2 separate regions of the Homo sapiens genome follow, and region 2 is linked to region 1. Evidence: chromatin loops called from intact Hi-C (ENCODE). Cell type or tissue: CD14-positive monocyte. All regions are shown on one strand.

Region 1 (4,000 bases):
GAGTGCAGTGGTGCAATCTCAGCTCACTGCAACCTCTGCCTCCCAGGTTCAAGCGATTCTTCTGTCTTAGTCTCCTTAGTAGCTTGGATTACAGGTGCACACCACCACGCTCGGCTAATTTTTGTATTTTTAGTAGAGGCAGTGTTTCACCATCTTGGCCGGGCTAGTCTCGAACTCCTGACCTCAGATGATCCACCTGCCTCAGCCTCCCAAAGTGCTGGGATTACAGGCGTCAGCCACTGCACCTGACCTCCCTCTTTACCTCCTTCCTTCTTTCCTTCCTCCCTGCCTTTCTGCCTTTCTTCTTTTTTCTTCCTTCCTTCCTTCCTTCCCTCCCTCCCTCCTTTCCTTCCTTCCTTCCTCCTTCCCTCCCTTCTTCCTTCCCTCCCTCCCTCTCTCCCTCCCTTCTTCATTCCTTCCTTCTTCCTCTCCTTCCTTCTCCTTCACTCATTTCCTCCTTCCTTCCTCTTTTTCTTCATTTCTTCCTCACCAGCACCTCTTCGTGTCCCAGTGCCCTGCTCCTGGCTGGCCTCTTGGAGCCAGTCCCATATGCCCACACGCTCTCCTCTTCCCAAGCCCACCGCATCCCACCCGTGGACTCCTTCATCCCGTTGGACGTTCCCAGCCTCTTCAGGCTTAGGACTCTCACAGAAGTGTGACTCCTGCCCACCAAGCCCATCCCCACCTCCCACCCTGGAACCCCTGCCCCAGTGGGTATCTCTCCTGTACATGGTAGCTGCCCCACCTCCACTTGGACCCAGTGTAGACAGGAGGAGACCCTGTACCACCTCCACCTGGACCCAGTGTAGACAAAGAGGTGTCCCTACTCCACGTCCACCTGGATCCAGTGTAGACAGGAGGAGACTGCACCACCTCCACCTGGACCCAGTGTAGTCAAAGAGATGTCCCTACTCCACGTCCACCTGGACCCAGTGTAGACAGGAGGAGACCCTGTACCACCTCCACTTTACCCAGTGTAGACAGAAGGAGACCCTGCACCACCTCCACCTGGACCCAGTGTAGACAAAGAGGTGTCCCTACTCCACATTTACCTGGACACAGTGTAGACAGGAGGAGACTGCACCACCTCCACTTGGACCCAGTGTAGACAGGAGACCCTGCACCACCTCCACCTGGACCCAGTGTAGACAAAGAGGTGTCCCTACTCCACGTCCACCTGGACCCAGTGTAGACAGGAGGAGACTGCACCACCTCCACCTGGACCCAGTGTAGACAAAGAGGTGTCCCTACTCCACATTTACGTGGACACAGTGTAGACAGGAGGAGACCCTGCCCCACCTCTACCTGGACCCAGTGTGAAGGCGACCAGCCCTTCCACACATGTGGGTATTTCTCGTCAGGTGGGACGAGAGACTGAGAAAAGAAATAAGACACAGAGACAAAGTATAGAGAAAGAACAGTGAGCCCAGGGGACCGGCGCTCAGCATACGGAGGACCTGCACCGGTCTCTGAGTTCTCTCAGTATTTATTGCTTACTATTTTCACTATCTTGGCAAGGGGAATGTGGCAGGAGGACAGGGTGATAGTGGGGAGAAGGTCAGCAGGAAGACATATGAGCAAAGGAATCTGTGTCACAAATAAGTTCAAGGGAAGCTACTATGCCTGGATGCACACGCAGGCCAGATTTATGCTTCTCTCCACACAAACATCAGTGTAGCAAAGAGTCACAGAGCAGTATTGCCACCAGCATATCTCGCCTCCAGCCACAGGGCGGTTTTCTCCTGTCTCAGAATAGAACGAATGTACGATCGGGTTTTACACGGAGACATTCCATTCCCAGGGGCAGGCAGGAGACGGAGGGCTTCCTCTTATCTCAACCGCGAGAGGACTTCCTCCTCGGCACAGACCCTTTATGGATGTCGGGCTGGGGGACGGTCAGGTCTTTTTCCCTTCCCACGAGGCCATATCTCAGACTGTCTCAGTGGGGGGAACCCTCAGACAATACCCGGGCTCTCTCGGGCAGAGGTCCCTGCGGCTTTCCGCAGTGCATGGTGTCCCTGGTTAATAGAGAATGGAGAATGGCGATGACTTTTACCAAGCATGCTGCCTGCAAACCTATTGTTAACAAGACACAGCACATGTTTCTGTGAGCACAGTGTTGGGGCTACAGTTACAGCTTAACAGCATCTCAAGGCAAAACAGTGGTTCAACATACAGATCACAATGGAGTTTCTTACCTTCCTTTCTACATAGACACAGTAACAGTCTGATCTTTCTTTTTGTTTGTTTGTTTGTTTTTCTGAGACAGAGTCTCACTCTGTCGCCCACCCAGGCTGGAGGGCAGTGGCGGGATCTCGGCTCACTGCAACCTCCGCCTCCCGGGTTCACGCCATTCTCCTGCCTCAGCCTCCCGAGTAGCTGGGACTACAGGCACCCGCCACCACGCCCGGCTAATTTTTTTGGATTTTTAGTAGAGACGGGGTTTCACCGTGTTAGCCAGGATGGTCTCGACCTCCTGACCTCGTGATCCTCCCGCCTCGGCCTCCCAAAGTGCTGGGATTACAGGCGTGAGCCACCGCGCCCAGCCCCCTGATCTCTCTTTCTTTTCCCTACACAGAGTAGACAAAGAGGTGTCCCTACTCCACATTTACCTGGACCCAGTGTAGACAGGAGGAGACCCTGCCCCACCTCCACCTGGACCCAGCGTAGACAAAGAGGTGTTTCTACTCCATATCTACCTGGACCCAGTGTAGATGGGAGGAGACCCTGCCCCATCTCCACCTGGACCCAGTGTAGACAAAGAGGTGTCCCTAGTCCACATCCACCTGGACCGAGTGTAGACAGGAGGAGACCCTGCCCCACCTCCACCTGGACCCAGTGTAGACAGGAGAAGACTCTGCACCACCTCCACCTGGACCCAGTGTAGACAGGAGGAGACCCTGCCCCACCTCCACCTGGACCCAGTGTAGACAGGAGAAGACTCTGCCCCATCTCCACCTGGACCCAGCGTAGACAAAGAGGTGTTTCTACTCCATATCTACCTGGACCCAGTGTAGATGGGAGGAGACCCTGCCCCACCTCCACCTGGACCCAGTGTAGACAGGAGAAGACTGCACCACCTCCACCTGGACCGAGTGTAGACAGGAGGAGACCCTGCCCCACCTCTACCTGGACCCAGTGTAGACAGGAGGAGACCCTGCCCCATCTCCACCTGGACCCAGTGTAGTCAAAGAGGTGTCCCTACTCCACCTCCACCTGGACCCAGTGTAGACAGGACCTACTCCACCTCCACCTGGACCCAGTGTAGACAGGAGGAGACTCTGCACCACCTCCACCTGGACCCAGTGTAGACAGGACCTCTCGGGTTCAGGGGTGTGTCCTGCGCCCTCGTTACAGAACGATTCAACCCTCCCAGCAATGTCACCGTACGTTGCAACACGACGCACTGCCTCGTACGGTGGAAACAGCCCAGGACCTATCAGAAGCTGTCGTACCTGGACTTTCAGTACCAGCTGGACGTCCACAGAAAGGTCGGTGAGAGCTCCCCGGGGCTGGGCACCAGGAGGGAGGCGTACGGGACACGCCCGCACAGGAGCCTGGGAATCCCGGGGAAGTGGCCTGGGGGAAGGATGCGTGGGTGGTGAGCGGTGACTCTGGGGTGAACGCACTTCGGGTAGCGGAGGAAGAGGTGAAGGGTCTGTGGCCTGTGGAGCCACCTTGAAAGAGGTTGCAGGGAGGGTGGACAAGGATGATCCTGCAACCATGGAACCAGGAAGTGGACCGGGAGGTGTGGGGGACGATGCCACAAGCAAGGAGAGCCTCTGCTCCACCTCCAGCTGGACGCAGTGTAGACAGAAGGAGACCCTGCCCCATGTCTACCTGGACCCAGTGTAGATAGGAGGACACCCGACCCCACCTCCACCTACACCCAGTGTAGACAGGAGGAGACCCTGCTCCACCTCCATGGAGACCCAGTGTAGACAGGAGGAGTTCTTGTCCCACAACTACCTGGACCCAGTGTAGACAGGGAGAGAGACTG
Region 2 (4,000 bases), 64 kb after region 1:
GAAGGAGGGGGAGAGGATGGAGGAAGGGGAGCAGATGGAGGAAGGCGAGCAGGAGGGGGAGGAAAAAGGAGGGGCAGGAGGAAGAAGGAGCGGGAGGAGAGGAGGAGGAGGAGGAGGAGAATGGGCAGGGAGGAGGAGAGGGAAGAAAAGGAGGGGGAGGAGGAAGGAGGGGGAGGAGGGTGGAGGGGGAGGAGGGTGGAGGGGGAGGAGGGTGGAGGGGGAGGAGGAAGGAGGGAGAAGGAGGGGAGAGGATGGAGGAAGAGGAGCAGGAGGGGGAGGAAAAAGGAGGAGGGGCAGGAGGGGAGGAGGAGAAAGGAGAGTGGAGGAGGAGGGTGACAAGGAGAATGGGGAGGAGAGAGGAGTGGTAGAAAAAGGAGAGAGAGGAAGAGTAGGAGCGGAGGGGGAGGAGGGGAGGGGAGGGGAGGGGAGAAAGACCAGGAGGGTAGGAGGAGGGGGAGGAGGAGGAGGGGGCCAGGGCTGGACTTCCTTCCAGGGGCCCAGGGGAGACCCAGCCAGGCAGCCGGACACACAGGGCTGGGCTGGTAGTCGGGTCACACCTGAGGATGTGGAAGTGCCTGGGGTTCCCGGGAAGTGGAGGATGTCCTGGGCCACTGGGAGAGGCGGCACATCCCCTGGGGGGCGGAGGTGGGGGAGGTGAGAAGCCAGGCAGGGGCCAGGAAGTGGAAGCTTCAGGAGGATGTGTGCAGGTCAAAGTGTAGGAGTCTGCATCTTGAATGATGCAGAGAGGGCCTCCAAGGCTCCAGTGTGCTGCAGGTGGGCAGAGGGGGCATGGGAAGTAGGGGTTGGCCCTGGGCAGGGGTGGGGAGTGGGCCAGGCTGCCCAGCGGGGCTGAGCCTAGAGATGGAAGGGGCAGGGACAAAGATGTGCAGCTGCCAGTCCTTGGAAAAGCTGAACGCCTGGTACTTCAGAGAACAAAAGGGTGGTTCTGAAGGCTGCTCCCAGGACAGTGGGGCTCCGAGGGTGCAACCCCAAGGCTCACTCCTCCCAGTGCCCCCAACGCGGCTCAGTCCTGTGTCTCTGCCTGTAGAGTTTCTTTGTTCCCTCTTCCTTCCTGGTGTTTTTCTCTCCCGCTCTCCAAATGCATAGGAGAAGTAATTTGAAGTATCTCCAGAAAAAAAAAGAGAAAAAGAAAAAGAATTGATTTCTTGTACTCCTAAATCCTAAAAGTGTTTTTCTCGTTGCTAGAGATATTAACTCCACCCAACATGACTGCAAAGTGTAATAAGACACATTCCTTTATGCACTGGAAAATGAGAAGTCATTTCAATCGCAAATTTCGCTATGAGCTTCAGATACAAAAGGTAAACTTTCACCCCGCCCCCAGCCCCCCCACCCCCGTGGACATCCCTTATTTTTGGTAAGTCGCACTCTGGGGCCTTGAAACGGGCAACAATCTCCTCTGATAACGTCACAGAAGGCATGGATCATTAAAAAACAAAAACAAAAACAAAAGGCCGGGCGCTGTGGCTCACGCCTGTCATCCCAGCACTTTGGGAGGCTGAGGCAGGTGGATCACAAGGTCAGGAGATCGAGACCATCCTGGCTAACGCGGTGAAACCCCGTCTCTACTAAAAATACGAAAAAAAATTAGCTGGGCGTGGTGGCACGGTCTTGTAGTTCCAGCTACTGGGGAGGCCGAGGCAGGAGAATTGCTTGAACCCAGGAGGTGGGGGTTGCAGTGAGCCGAGATCGCGCCATTGCACTCCAGCCTGGGCGACAGAGCGAGACTCCGTCTCAAAAAAAAAAAAAAAGTTTGAGACTGTATGTGGTCTGTTGTTTTTTATTTTTATTATTTCTATTGTTATGTGGTTTTTTAATTTTTTCTTGAACTTTCTTTTTTCTTTTGTAGTGATCTACAGATTCAATGCAAGCTTCCCAGATATTTTTGATCCACAGTTCGTTGGATCAGTTGAACATAAATATTGATTTATTTATTGAGCCACTCTGGCTCTGTAGCCCAGACTGGAGTGCAGTGGCTTAAATCTTGACTCACTGCAACCTCTGCCTCCCGGGTTCAAGTGATTCTCCTGCCTCAGCCTCCCGAGTAGCTGGGATTATGGGCACCCATCACCACACCCAGCTAAGTTTTTGTATTTTTAGTAGAAACAGAGTTTCATCATGTTGGCCAGGCTGGTCTCAAACTCCTGACCTCAGGTGATCCACCCGCCTCGGCCTCCCAAAGTGCTGGGATTACAGGTGTGAGCCTTCGTGCGCAGCCTATGTGTTATATTTAGTTTGTATTTTATTTTATTGTATTTTATTATTTATTTATTTATTTTTGAGACGGAGTCCTGCTCTGTCACCCAAGCTGTTTGTTTGTTTGTTTGTTTGTTTATTATTTTTGAGACGGAGTCCTGCTCTGTTGCCCAGGCTGGGGTGCAGTGGCATGATCTCAGCTCACTGTAACCTCCGCCTCTCGGGTTCAACCAATTCTCAGCTTCAGCCTCCTGAGTAGCTGGAATTACAGGCACCTGCCACCATGCCTGGCTAATTTTTTTTTGTATTTTTAGTAGAGATGGGGTTTCACCATCTTGTCCTGGCTGGTCTTGAACTCCTGACCTCATGATCCACCCGCCTCAGCTTCCCAAAGTGCTGGGATTACAGGCGTGAGGCACTGTGCCCCGCCATATATTTATTATTTATGCTCAAATACTAATTATTTCATATGCAATTTTTCTGTAAGTCTAAATCTGCTAAAAAACGTTAGGTCTATTAATTTCTTTTATATTACCAAGTGTTTTTTAGCCAATCTGTTTGGGTTTTTTTTTTTTTTAAGAAAATAAATGGCTGGGTGCAGTAGCTTACGCCTGTAATCCCAGCACTTTGGGAGGCCGAGGCAGGACGATCACGAGGTCAGGAGATAGAGACCATCCTGGCTAACATGGTAAAACCCCGTCTCTACTAAAAATACAAAAAAAAATTAGCTGGGCGTGGTGGCGGGCGCCTGTAGTCCCAGCTACTTGGGAGGCTGAGGCAGGAGAATGGCGTAAACCCAGAAGGCGGAGCTTGCAGCGAGCTGAGATTGTGCCACTGCACTCCATCCTGGGCAACAGAGTGAGACTCCGTCTCAGGAGAAAAAAAAAAAAAGAAAATAAATACAGCACAGACTTCTTTCTTTCACTGATTTGAGGGAGCAGGCATAGCTGCAGCCACAGGCAGAGTCGTAGCTAGTCTGATGTTGCACCCCCTACCTAGTTCGCTGGCCTGGCATAGGCTGTCTGTGGCTACCCCTGAGTGCATCTGGACACAGTCTGGGAGGACGGTGGGTCTTGTTTGTCCACCGGCCTCACAAAGCCCCCTCCCACCAAGGTCTTGCCACAGTGGCCCATAAGAAACCTTTTGGGCCAGGCGCGATGGGGCATGCCTGTAATCCCAGCACTTTGGGAGGCCGAGGTGGGCAGATCATGAGGTCAAGAGATCAAGACCATCCTGGCCAACATGGTGAAACTTTGTTTCCACTAAAAATACAAAAAATTAGCCAGGCGTGGTGGCACGCACCTGTAGTCCCAGCTACTCGGGAGACTGAGGCAAAAGAATCACTTGAATCCGGGAGGCGGAGGTTGCAGTGAGCCGAGATCACGCCACTGCATTCCAGCCTGGGTGACGGAGTGAGACTCCGTCTCATAAATAAATAAACAAACAAACCTTTTGGTCAGGTGCTATTTACTCCTAAGCTCATTATTTTGCCCCCACTGCTGCCCGAAGGCCTTCCCAGAGCCCTCACTGTTTTGCTGGTTTTCCTGGAGGGAGAAATTTGAGTTTGGGAGGAGGAGGCTTTCAGGGACGGTCCAGACACTCAAAAGTTTGCTTGCTTTTGTGTTGCAGAGAATGCAGCCTGTAATCACAGAACAGGTGAGTGTTCCCTACCCCCAGCCGCTGTACTTGACATTGCAAAGGGTGAGTTTTATTATTATTAAGAATAAAATGATAAAAAATATTAATAATTCTTATTAATAAAATAATGAAAATATTATTAATA

What was found. Peaks named below come from ENCODE experiments on the same cell type or tissue, not always from the same donor. Only the 100,000 strongest peaks of a DNase experiment are listed, where the experiment ranks them.
Region 2: it touches region 1 in a loop (2.5-fold over the local background); 1 of 110 quality-filtered maps calls a loop at or near these places.

The regions. Positions count from the first base shown.
Region 1 is chrX:1,290,971-1,294,970 of GRCh38, forward strand. CSF2RA (colony stimulating factor 2 receptor subunit alpha) reads left to right here. Exons shown (of 13, transcript NM_172245.4): 8 at 3,358-3,491. It overlaps MIR3690 (microRNA 3690), which reads left to right and starts at 2,948; the gene lies at 2,948-3,022. It overlaps LOC124905238 (a long non-coding RNA gene), which reads right to left and starts at 3,028. Exons shown (of 3, transcript XR_007068370.1): 1 at 2,959-3,028; 2 at 2,873-2,915; 3 at 2,576-2,612. In CD14-positive monocyte, no CTCF peak of the experiment used is centred here; no DNase peak of the experiment used is centred here; H3K27ac peaks cover 729 bases.
Region 2 is chrX:1,355,015-1,359,014 of GRCh38, forward strand. IL3RA (interleukin 3 receptor subunit alpha) reads left to right here. Exons shown (of 12, transcript NM_002183.4): 7 at 1,207-1,322; 8 at 3,847-3,873. It overlaps LOC101928032 (a long non-coding RNA gene), which reads right to left. Exons shown (of 8, transcript XR_007068376.1): 4 at 558-1,126. Among named protein-coding and RNA genes, the nearest start is that of IL3RA, 20 kb to the left of the region's middle. In CD14-positive monocyte, no CTCF peak of the experiment used is centred here; no DNase peak of the experiment used is centred here.